Linked DNA regions of Homo sapiens: region 2 is linked to region 1. Evidence: chromatin contacts called from ENCODE POLR2A ChIA-PET data. All regions are on one chromosome and are shown on one strand. The core of a region is the stretch at or near the end of the contact, and the rest is flanking DNA. Distances in the headings are between cores, read along the strand shown.

Region 1 (5,877 bases), core at 1,030-3,529:
TGGAAGTCAATGTGGACTGCAACGACAGGGAAGGCCTGGTTAGGGGCAAAACGAAATATCCTACTGCTCTGTATCCGAGGACGTGTTAGTGGATTTTATTTGCCAAACTACTAAATATCTCTTTAGGGTTGTCTCAATTTTTATTTTCTCAAAAGCCTCAGGACCTGCCTTCGGAGACTTCCAGATCATTACCATTAGATCCCTGGTGATTTTCTCCAGTTCTAAGCAAGGCCCTTCGGCTTTCTAGGAATCTGTGTGACTAGCAAGTTGTTAGCACCTTCAAAGCACATTCACACCCGCCCACCCCCTCATTTGAGGGGCCCAGCAATCCAGGGCAGGTAGAGCTCTGTCTTCCAGCAGAGGAACAGCAGCGACTGCCTGGGTTAACGAGACAGATGCGGGCAGAGCCAGCAGCTCTTCGGACCAAGAGGCTTCTCCTTTCACAGAGAAGGAAACTGAGACCCAGAGACCCCTTCATTCCCTCAGCCAGTTGCTGGCCTCCTGGAGGGCAAGTGTGTCCGATCAACAGTCCCAACCTACCAAGGGAAATCAGGCTGACTTTAAGTTGACAACCCTTGTATGCCTATGGCATCAATCAAAACATACATCTTTGTGCCAGCCGCCCCCACTAAGCACAGCACAGGAGAAATCACCCAATGGCCGGGCCGGCACCTCCAACTCCCACCCCACCAATTCCATCACTCAGGCTGAGGAAGGGAAAAGCAAAATTTAAGCGTGTAACCCAGGAAGGGAGGGAGACTGACAGACTGGGTCACCCCAACAATTACAGAGGAATAACATGAATTTGCAAGGATTTCCCAAGGAGCTGGCTCTAGAAGCCTTTTCAGCCTGGGTACCGGAGGCTTGCAGAGAATGATTCATGGGAAAACACTGCTTCCTGTTTTTGCTTTGGGGCTTAGATCCATGGTGGCAGATCTGGCTGGCCCAGAGGCCCGGGTGTTTTTCCGGGCTCTGCCATACTGGAAGACCAGGGTATTAACAGCGAGTTAGCTGAGTGCCATTCCATTCAGCAAGGGCTCAAAGTGCACCAGGCACCGCTGGGCTTGAGGGACGCCAGCAGCTCATTCATTCCATCTGCCCAGCCAGCAGGCGAAGCGAGAGTGGTCATCATCTCATCATCTGTTTTACAGACGAGAAAACTGGGGCTCAGAGATGCCCAAATCGCCAATCTTCTCAAGGTCACGCAGCGGCCGACCGGGTCAGTCTGATCCCTCAAATCCGGAGCCCTTGCTTTTAAGGAATGAACTAATCTAATCTCCCATCCACGTACTAACCAGGCCTGACCGTGCTTAGCTTCCAAGATCAGAGGCGATCCGGCGCTTTCAGGGTGCTATGACCGTAGACAGAAACGAACTAAGACTCAGTTTCCTCATCAAGAAGGAGCAGACAAGGACCTGGGTGAATCTGAGGCCGGCTTCCGGGGCTCCGAGGTGTGGCTCCCGGTAGAGGGGGCGTGGCGCCCTCACCCTCCCCGGGCCAATGGGCAGGAGGTGAGAAGTGGAGAGGAAGGCGAATTATCCCATCCCAAGGTGGCTCCGGAGCAGAACCGCGCCCGGGGTAGGGGGTACTCACGTCGATGTTCCTTAGGATGACGCACTTTCCATTGGTGTACAGAAAATTGTTGCCCTTAGGGTCGCCGCCGATGATCTTGGAGACGCCCCTCTCCACCTGCGGGAGGCTGGCGAACACCTTCTCTGCGGAGACACAAATGCGGCGGGGCATGTCAGGGCAGGGCGGGGACGGCGGGGACAGAAGGGAGAAGGAGCCCCGGACCGGTCTCGGCCGGTCACCTGTTGACTGCGCCGGGAGGGCGGCCTCCACTTTCCACGAGCGCCAGGAACCGCGCGACTTCCTGGTCCGCGCCCCGGGCCAGGCCCTTGGGGGCAGCGGGGCTCCTCCGGCTCGGCCCACGGCGCCAACTTGGGGGCGCACCCCCCGTCGGGGGTCCCGCCCTGCACCACCGAGGGCGGCCCCGCCACGCCTCCGGCCGGCGCCCGCACCCCTCCCCCGCGCCGAGGACTCCCCCGCCACCCGCACGGCGCCTAGGGGCCGGGGACCGGGGCCGGGGCAGCGCGGCGGCCGCTCGGGGGCCCCGCGCCGCGGCACTTACTGATCTCGTACGGCATCCTCGCCCACTTGTTACCGCGCCGCGCTCGCCGAGAGCCTCCGGGGCCGGCCCGCGCTGCGAATTACACCTCGCCGAGGCCGAGCCCGGGGACTGGAGCCGGAAGGCGGCACCGGGCGTGCCGGGAGTGGAGTGGGCGGTCCGAGGCCGGGGCTCAGAGGCCAGCTCGCGCCTGCCCTGCGCGCTGTGGTTGCGGACGCCCCGAACCCGGAAGCGCGGTCCCGCGCGCGGCTCGCCCCCAGCTTTGACCATATATAGTCAAGCGCTCGGCTCGGCGGCTGCGGTCCCGGCGAGCCTGCGCGGACCTGGCGCTCCCCTCCCCCGCCGGCCCCGGCCCCGCCTCCGCCTTGCTCGCCCCGCCCCGGAAGTGACGTATAGCACGCCCCGCGGGCCCTTGAAAAGGCGGCGCAGACAAGCAGCCGCGTCAGAATGCTTCTGGGAGTCGGGGGGTGGGTGCCTTTCTGTTGCTAGCTTGTAGGAGAAGCTGGGCTGTAGGAAGTTTATTTGCGGGGGGGTCTTAAAGACGCTGAAAGTACTGGCGGGCTTTGGTGGGGGTCTGGAAAAACCTCTCTGTACCTGTGACCGCGTTGCGTGGCGGGCGCTCCCCGGCCTCTCCTTTTTGACCGGTCCCGGGCGTTGCCCAGCCGCCAGTCCTCCTGCTCGGGTTTTGTAAGCAGGAGAGGGATGCTTTTTACGTCTTCTTAAAGTACGGTTAAGTGCCCTTGCTTGAAGTAGTTGCTGGCAACAAGAACGTAGGGGTTACTCTTTGTTGGGCCTGAACTCGTGCTTTTTCTCTCAAAAGTTGAGCTTTTGAAAGGCAAAAAAGGCGTGGGGGATGGGGGAGCTGTCGGTCTTAAGGAAGTTAAAGGTTATTTCCTAAACAAAACAAGTCTCACTCCTAAAACCAGGGTAGTGGCTCAGTTGTGGCGGGAGAGCAGGGGCTGTAAAGTGTCCAAGTTTCTAGTCTCATCTTTCAGTAGGATGGGTACAAGCTTTCCCCTTGGGGCTCTGGGGGCTGGGAGGGTTGTAAAAGTGGGAGAAAGCAAAGTATTTGGCGGGGTGCGGGCGGGTAGCTGAATGTTGTTGTAAGTGGAAGAGGAATGCTGTTGGCGTCTTTCTCTAAGCACGGTTAAGTGCTTTTTCTTGAAGTAGTTACTGGCAACAAGAACGTAAGGGTTACTCTTTGTTAGGCCTGAACTCGTGCTTTTTCTCAAAAGTTTAGCTTTTGAAAGGCAAAAGTGGGGGTGGGGGCGCTGCTGCTTTTAAGGAAGTTAAAGGTTATTTCCTAAGAAAGCAAAACAAGCCCCACTTGTAAAACCCGGGTAGTGGCTCAGCTGGAGAGCAGGCGCTGTGAAGTGTACAAGTTTCTAGTCTCATCTTTCAGTAGAATGGGTACAAGCTTTCCCTCGGGGCTCTGGGGGTGGGAGGGTTGTAAAAGTGGGAGAAAGCAAAGTACGTGGGTGGGGGGTAGCTAAATGTTGTTGTAAGCGGGAGATGGATGCTTTTGGCGTCTTTAAGCACGGTTAACTGCCCTTGAAGTAGTTGCTGGCAACAACGTAGGGGTTACTCTGCTGGGCCTGAACTTGTGCTGTTTCTCTCTCTCAAAAGTTAAGGTTTTTAAAAGGCAAAGGCGTGGGGAGAGGGGTAGGGGAGCTGCTACTTCTAAGGACGTTAAGGGTTACTTCAGAGCAAAACAAGCCCCACTTCTAAAACCAGGGCAGTGGCTCAATTGTGGAAGGGAGAGCAGGGAATGTGAAGTGTCCAAGCTTCTAGTCTCGTCTTTCAGTAGCGTGGGTACAAGTTTTCCATTGGGGCTCTGGGGGCTAGGAGGGTGGTAAAAGTGGGAGAAACCAAAGTACTTGCGGGTAGCTAAAAACTCTGAAACCCACGCTGTGAGCGGTTCCTGCTTCTCTGAAAGGTCTGTTCTGCTTAAGGTTGTATCAAGGTTAGTCTCTTGCTACCTACTTCTGTAGAGCAGTCTCTCGTGGCTCACCTGGGTTAGTGGCCATGTTGCCTGTCTCCTATTCTTCCTAACCTTGTGTGTTCTCCAGGTAGCTGAGTGATCCATCCGAAGTAAAATATTCCTCAGCTTGTCTGTAGGGGCTCCAAGTTTCATGAAGTAAAAGCTAGTCTTGAAAACGGCCCATTAGGGTCCTGGATGACAGTCTCCGGGTCACTTAGACTCCGTTGTCCGCCTCCCCTCATCTGTATCATCTTTGCCTTGGGTACTGGCTTCGGAGGGTGTTTTCCTGAAACTCTTACCTGAGATCTACTTGGCTGACTCCTGTGTCCTTCAGAAGTACTTAATTGCTCAAATGTTAGTTGATGAGTGTCACCGGTCTCATTTTAAATTGCAACTTCAACCCCTTGCAAACACTGCTTCTCATTCCCGCGTTCCCTAACTTTAACTCTCAGGAATAACCCTGACACCTGGAAGATGCTCCTAGGGATGACCCCACTCCCCACCCACAACTGTTAATCAGGAAATAACGGATATGAAAGTAGCTCTGCGAACTGAGGAGCCGTGGAGAATGTACAAAACAGATTCCTAAAGTAAGATACGCAGGCCCGGCTTGTAGGCCGCTGCATCTGCTTTGATAACTTAGAACTCATCAAATCACCTTGAGACCCTTAAAACAAATGGTATAATTGCATTCACAGGTAGTGCATTCGTGTAACAAGATTAAGAAAACGAAGGACCAACTTCAAGCTCTTGCAAGCTGGTAACCTTTACACTCGTGCATAAAGCCTTGCTGGAGTTGACACTGAAAACTAAACAGTCGAACTTGAGTAAAACATATCCAAACTCCCAGCTGCTGGGCTCTACAGCTTATTTTTAGCTTGAAAGTTACATGTTGGAGCTGCAGAGGCTTTATGGTGGTGGTGGGGGAGCTGTTTGTTCGTAGTCACTTGAGTCTATATGAACGTGGCAGGAAATCTGAAGGATGTGAAAGGAAAATGGGAAACACCAGGGTGTTCCAGGATTTTCCCTGTGGGGCGCGAGCTCAGTTTGGTGTTGTCAGCTGTGGGAGCTTTAACACTTGAACCGTCTTTACTGTGGGTCTAGCCTATTCGTTGGGCTCCCCTAGTCACCACTCATGCCTTCGTGTATCCTGTTGTGTTGGGCCCCCACTGAATTAAATAGGGATGGCACCATGTTCGAGAAGCCGAGGCGACCCAGAGCCAATGAACACATATGGTGTATGGAGGGGACTTGAATACAGAGTGGTCCAGAGCAGCCAGCTGGGACAGAACTGCGCTTCAAAAAGCAGTTGATACAGATCAGGTACACCTACACTCCCAAGGTGTGGCTAAGCCGCTATCAGGTGTCAAGCGTGTAAGGGTCACTGCCAGGATATACTTGAGTTGCTTTCAGCTGTCATAACTCTCTAATAGGATGGGGATCCTGAGGTCTGCATACACCAGTGGTTCACATCTCTGAGGACCCAGCTACTTCTCTGGCCCTTTCTGGAACCTGTCTACTTGGAGCTCCGTAGGAAGGGTCTGAAAGGCCCCTTACTCGCACTGAACGACAGCCAGAATAAGACTAATTTGCCTTCCCCTTCCCTGCTGATTTCTCTGGGGTGCTGCTTCCGATAGTGACCAGCGTCCTTGCATCTCCAGCTGCACTGACCAGAAATCTCACCCCCCACTTAGGTTAAAGCCTTCACTAAATCTAGTTGCTTAGAACCTCTGTATCAAATCTTTCTGTAGCCACAGCCCTGCTTTGG
Region 2 (5,436 bases), core at 1,124-3,623, about 11 Mb after region 1:
TAATTCTCTAATCTCCTATTAGTGTTCTTCAGTAGCCAAACCCAATCAGAAACCAGAGGGCACTGGAGCCTGGGTGATATAGTTTATGCTGATCAGCATCCCAGAGCAAATAACAGGACAAAGGGAAGAGTGTACCTATATGAGAGCAAACAGAAAATATATGGCATATTCTGTCTTTTCAGAATCATTTACTATATTGCTAGGCAAATAGGTCACCTTTTTTCCCTCATCCCATTCTCTCTTAAATAGAAAATTAAACCTTAAAACCTGAATAGAAGACAAAAGTCCACAATCAGTGCTCTGTTTCTCACATATTGTGAGCTTTCCTAGAAGGTATTACTCCTATCGCCCAACTCAGCGTCTACATATGCTGATGGCTCAAAAATCCATAGCTATGCCCAGTTCTCTTTCCTGCCCTCTAGATGAGCAGATCCAACAGCATGCTAGTTAGCTCCCCCTGGATGCCTCACAGGCTTGTCAAACCAGTGTATTCAAGAAAGCACCCACCACTTATTGCATAATATCCTGATAGAGTTGCAATGCCAAGGAGCATGTTTTCTGTTCATTTTCTAAAATGATGACAGAAAGTTTAGAAGAGGCTGTTTTAACTGTGATTAGGAGAAGCTTATACTAATTGTTATTATAAAGATCTGAAAAATCCGTGTCATCGTCCATGGTTCATACACCAACACATAGCATGAGACTTTTGCCACTTACGATGTCCTCCACGTTAGTCTTAATTTGCTTTCACCTGAATAATTGCACTAGCTAATACTTATTGAGTACTTCCTATGTGTCAGGTATTCAATTGTCCTCTTAAATTTAAGTCTCGCAATAACCCAATAATGAAGAGGAAATTGAGGCTTGTAGGAGTCGTCATCCACAAGGACTCATAGCTGATAAGGGGTGGTGAGTTTTAGATAGCTTAACTCCAGAACACATATGCTTGTCATTCCTCTGCGATACTGAATACAAATCATTCTTATAGTCCAGGGAGGAGGGGTTAAAAGGTCACGAACTAGGAGCTCTACTGAGTCTGACACTGGAGATGCTAGGAGTAAGGAAAATATAATAAGTCTTGAGGAAGCTGGAGATGAGAGATTATAAAGTAAAAGTAGCTGAAGATACAGGATATAAGATTTTTTTTTTTAAAAATTTCTTTTTCCTTTTAAAAACGTTAGTTAAGCATGCATTGCGCTAGGCATTGGGGATAGAAAAGCAATAAAGACAATTTCAGTCTAGTGAGAAAGATAGGTAAATACATTATAATAAATTTTAAAACTTAGATTTGTATGCAAGGTTCACAGAACATTAGAGAAATTAGACATAGACAGAATTTATTAATTCATTTTATTCATTCAGAAGACATTAGTTGAATACCCACTGCATTATGCTTGAAGCTGGAGAAATAAAAAGGGCAAAGTTAAAATCCTTATCCTGAGGAAACTCACAATCTAATGAAGATGCTTCTGGGGTGCTGGTCAAGTAGCAAGGATGGAGCTACAGGAGCACAGAAGGATTACACAGCCTCGAGTGCTCAGACAATGCCAATTTAGTGTTACCTAAGCAAAAAGTTAGGGCTTTGGGTTGGCAACAGTAGAGGATGCTAAAGAGGAGTGCAGTGGACAGGTCCAAAGGGCTTGGACTTAACTATGACAACCCAAATTGTTGCTGGTGGAATGCAATACAAGGGAATATGCATTTTCCTGCAGCATCAGTTTTGTTATGATGTGGAGCATAAAATCGTGCTTTTCACTATTAAATATTTTTACTATTAAAAATAATGTAGAGCACAAAATCGTGCTTTTTACTATTTAAATGCGGATATACTGTGAAGAATGCAATAGCATATGAGATTCATAAAATACGACAGGAAACGAATTTCCACAGCTAGGCTTATGATTTAGCCAGATAGAACAGGAAACTACAAGAAAATCCCACAGCTGGGCATGCAGATGGCTTCGGCTCTCACCCCTGAAGACTCGGGGGGAGGAGTTCACAGTCTTCAGTTCTCCGAGTATTGAGGGTAAGATAGCTGAGGAACAATGAGTATTAAGTGTGCGAGAAAAGCGTTTAGGAGTTAAGCACATGGACTGAAGAGAGGCTAGGGCGCAGGCGACTGGGAACCCGTCATCGTCCCTCTGCTCTCCGGACCTCTTATTCGAAAAACATCCTCCACCACGTGCCCCTTTGTCGCCAGAGACAGCGCCTGCAGTGCGTGAGCTGCCCCCTGAACTCCTGGCGCCTGGTTGCCTGGGCAACCCTCTTCTGGGGCGCCTCCGCGACCTCTTACCATTGGTTTAGACGACGCAGCGTGCGTCTGACGTCATTGCGCGGCGCGACCAGGTTCAGGGGCGGGCCGCGCGGAGCCTCATTTCCCCAAACGCAGGCGCTCGGTGGCGGTAGCCGCGGTTGTTGGCCGACCGAGTGCCGGTCATAAGCCCCCCCCGGTGGGGGGCAGCTGGTGTGCGGATCGCGGCGGGAGAGAGGCGCGGTAGGAACGGGTCCCCGGAGCCGTGAACCGCGGGTACAGGTGTCCTGTCTGCGCTCTCTGCCAAGCCGGCTTGCTTCCTGATCTGTTGCTAGGGCCGCTGGACCCCGTTGCTAAGGACCCTTGAGATCGTGAGCGCTTGGAGTGTACCCCTCCTTTCCTGGGGTAGAGGGTCAGTCGAGAGTAGCCTTCGTTAACCTTAATTGAAACTGGTAAACTCCTCCCTCGGCCCCTTTAAAAAATCTCTGTTTTTTCTTTATTTTTTTTCTGTGTCTTCCTCTTTTGCTGACTTTGATAGCATCCTGGCTCTGGACTGGTCTTTAAGTATCTAGAAGTGAGTGTAGGAGGGGTGGCTGGGAAGGTGGAAAATAGATTCTAAGACCCCTAAGCAGATTGTGCGACCCTAATACTGGCCCTTTGAATTTACTTTCTGGTAAAAAAGGGACTGGGATAAGTGACTATTGGGCTCTGGGTCTTTTAGAATTTGACAGAGCTTTACAAATGGAACATGGTTTCTTTAGTGGGGCTCTTACTTACACGTTTGGAACTTTCTAGACCTGGATTAGAAAGCAGGGCTCTGCTGACTGAGAATTGTTTTAGTTCAGTGGTCTTAAAGCTGAGTACGGGAGAAAGTACATACAGGGAAAGAAATAGGCTATATCAGCTGCCCAAACAATGATAGAAAGTACACTTTCCTACCATTGACACAGATACCGGCAGTCCCTTGTAGATAGATGACCTGTAGCAACCAAGGAAGCTTTAAGGGGAATGTGTGGGCTTCATAGGGTGGTTTGTTTGCTTTCTGATATTGTGACATAGTTTAGGTGTTCGAAGTTAAGTGGATTTATGGATTCTAATATCTATAATTAGAATGTTTATCTTGTTTTGTAAAAGAATGAGCGGTGACCTTGATAATATTTGTAACACAAAATAGTTCTTACAGGTTCGCTTCTCCCCATCACTGCCCCTTTACACCATCCTCTACATGTTATTTAATGAAAAACCACTTGAAAGGGTTACCAAGGATAAGATTTTTAAAGCTTGCTTTCACAAACAACTCATGCTCCAGGCTTGTCAGTGGCATGCTTCCAGGTGGATATTATTTTAAAAAATTGACTACATTTCCCGTCGTCCCTTGGTGTCCGTGGAGAATTGGCTCCAGGACTCCCTCCCTCCCCCCAGTCTCTTTCAGATACCCAAATCCACCCATGCCAAAGTCCTCCAGTCTGCTCTCCGTATCCGTGGTTGGGTCAAATCTATAGATGTGGAACCCGCATATACGGAGAGCCAACTGTAATTTGTCGTTAAGGTAAAGGATAAAAATTTTAAGTGAAAAAGCAATTGTTTTGGAAGGAAATTCTCTAATACAGGATTTTGAAAGGGGATGTAGACGTGTTTGCATTACTGTATGTTTAATGCTGAAAATTATATATTGTACATAAAAGTTGTCCTGTATACTCATAAACTGTAGAAGCTCGATTTTCTACCATGTTTAAAACTTTTTCAAATGAGTTTTGGTGACTTTTTGAACTCATTCAAAATATAATGCAACACCTCCCCATTAGTTTGTTACAGGAACAACTTTTTGACGTGAAGGAAGATAGAAATTTAGCCATAAAATTCCATCCAAAACTTCCACTGAATTGGTAGGTAGTATTGAAAAATGTGCATCATAATTTGATATGGCTGCCTGTGCCCTTGTTATGTTTGTGGGTACGCGTCTTTGCTGTGCATCGCTTTTATCTGTTGCAGCTGTTAACAATTGATGATCAAGAGAAATTGGACCTCAGCTGGTCTTCAAATTGATGTAGCCCAAGATGTTAAGCCAGATTTTTTAAAAATGACAAAACATGTGGTTTCACTATTAGTAATAGTAATACTGAAGAACACTTTGTACCATTGTAAAGAAAATTATAATAATAGCTAAGACTCATGTGGCCCTTACTGCATGCCTCCCATTATGGAAATGTTGTTTTACATATATTCTTACTAGTCTTCATCAACACTTAAAGTAGTTCCTGTAATTATGCCCAATTATAGAGTTGAGGAAACTGATGCATTTTTTTTTTCAATAGAAACTTGTGTTGTTCCCCCTCCAGGAGCTTCTCAAAACAGAAGTCAGGCACAATATTAAATACTTGTTGAATGATCACAGAAGTACAATAGTAGGTTAACATATTTAAAGCTTCTCTCAGCTTATTTTAGACTATTATCTGACAACTTTAATGAGATTTTAATTACCGTAGTATTAGAAAATGGCCCTGGGAATGGAGGTGAAGTGTGATACTGGGAAGTAAGTCATCTGCTGGTAGTGGGATGAGATAAATGAGATCAATGTACTAAATCAAGGAAATTGAAATTATTCAGTGTGCAGAAGCAAGCTTACATTTAGGTTATCTTTACATGGTATCAGACTTTAAGCTGGTACATCATGTTTGAGATATCTGGCTAAATTTTATAACATGGAGCTTTGTCCTCCTTTTGAGGATTTCTAACTTGTTAAGTGGATTAAAAGCATTTCATGTGAGGAATCATTTTAAAAAGTATCAGTGTTTATCCTGAAGAAGAAAAAATGAAGGAGTTAAGAGTTAATGCCATCAAATATTTGAAAAAGTGTCATTTGGAGGTGGAAGAGGACTTTACCTGTGTTGTCCTAAGGGAAGATCTTACACTATACTTGAGAGGCAGTCATTATTAAAGGCATTAAAATGAGACGTGTGCTAATAGAATAACTAGATTGTCGTGGAAGTGAGGGAACAGAGTAATCAAGTAGAAATAAGGACACAGGATAGAAATCAATGCCATAGAAATACACATTTGAGAAACCAAGATGAGGAAAGGCTTCATGGAAGTTGGGAATGAAGCTTGGCCTAAAAATACCAGTAGGCACTTGGGTATATGAGTGTGTGTGTGTGTGTGTGTGTGTGTGTGTGTGTTTGTGTGTG

The links. ChIA-PET counts read pairs that join two places held with the same protein, here RNA polymerase II (POLR2A).
Region 2: POLR2A ChIA-PET joins it to region 1 with 22 read pairs in activated naive CD4-positive, alpha-beta T cell. The contact joins the promoter of PACRGL here to the promoter of WDR1 in region 1. POLR2A ChIA-PET finds 5 or more read pairs at or near these places in 2 of 52 experiments (activated T-cell and activated naive CD4-positive, alpha-beta T cell).

Annotation. Positions count from the first base shown.
Region 1 is chr4:10,114,520-10,120,396 of GRCh38, forward strand. WDR1 (WD repeat domain 1) reads right to left here and starts at 2,280. Exons shown (of 15, transcript NM_017491.5): 1 at 2,132-2,280; 2 at 1,594-1,715. The coding sequence starts at 2,147. LOC124900666 (a long non-coding RNA gene) reads left to right here and starts at 2,570. Exons shown (of 2, transcript XR_007058030.1): 1 at 2,570-4,699; 2 at 4,808-4,958. It also overlaps the pseudogene RNA5SP155. RefSeq lists enhancers at 1,137-1,941, 1,592-1,741, 3,512-3,611, 3,692-3,781 and silencers at 1,822-1,971, 2,052-2,461, 2,472-2,591.
Region 2 is chr4:20,698,085-20,703,520 of GRCh38, forward strand. It overlaps PACRGL (parkin coregulated like), which reads left to right and starts at 2,374. Exons shown (of 9, transcript NM_001258345.3): 1 at 2,374-2,703. RefSeq lists an enhancer at 2,487-2,606.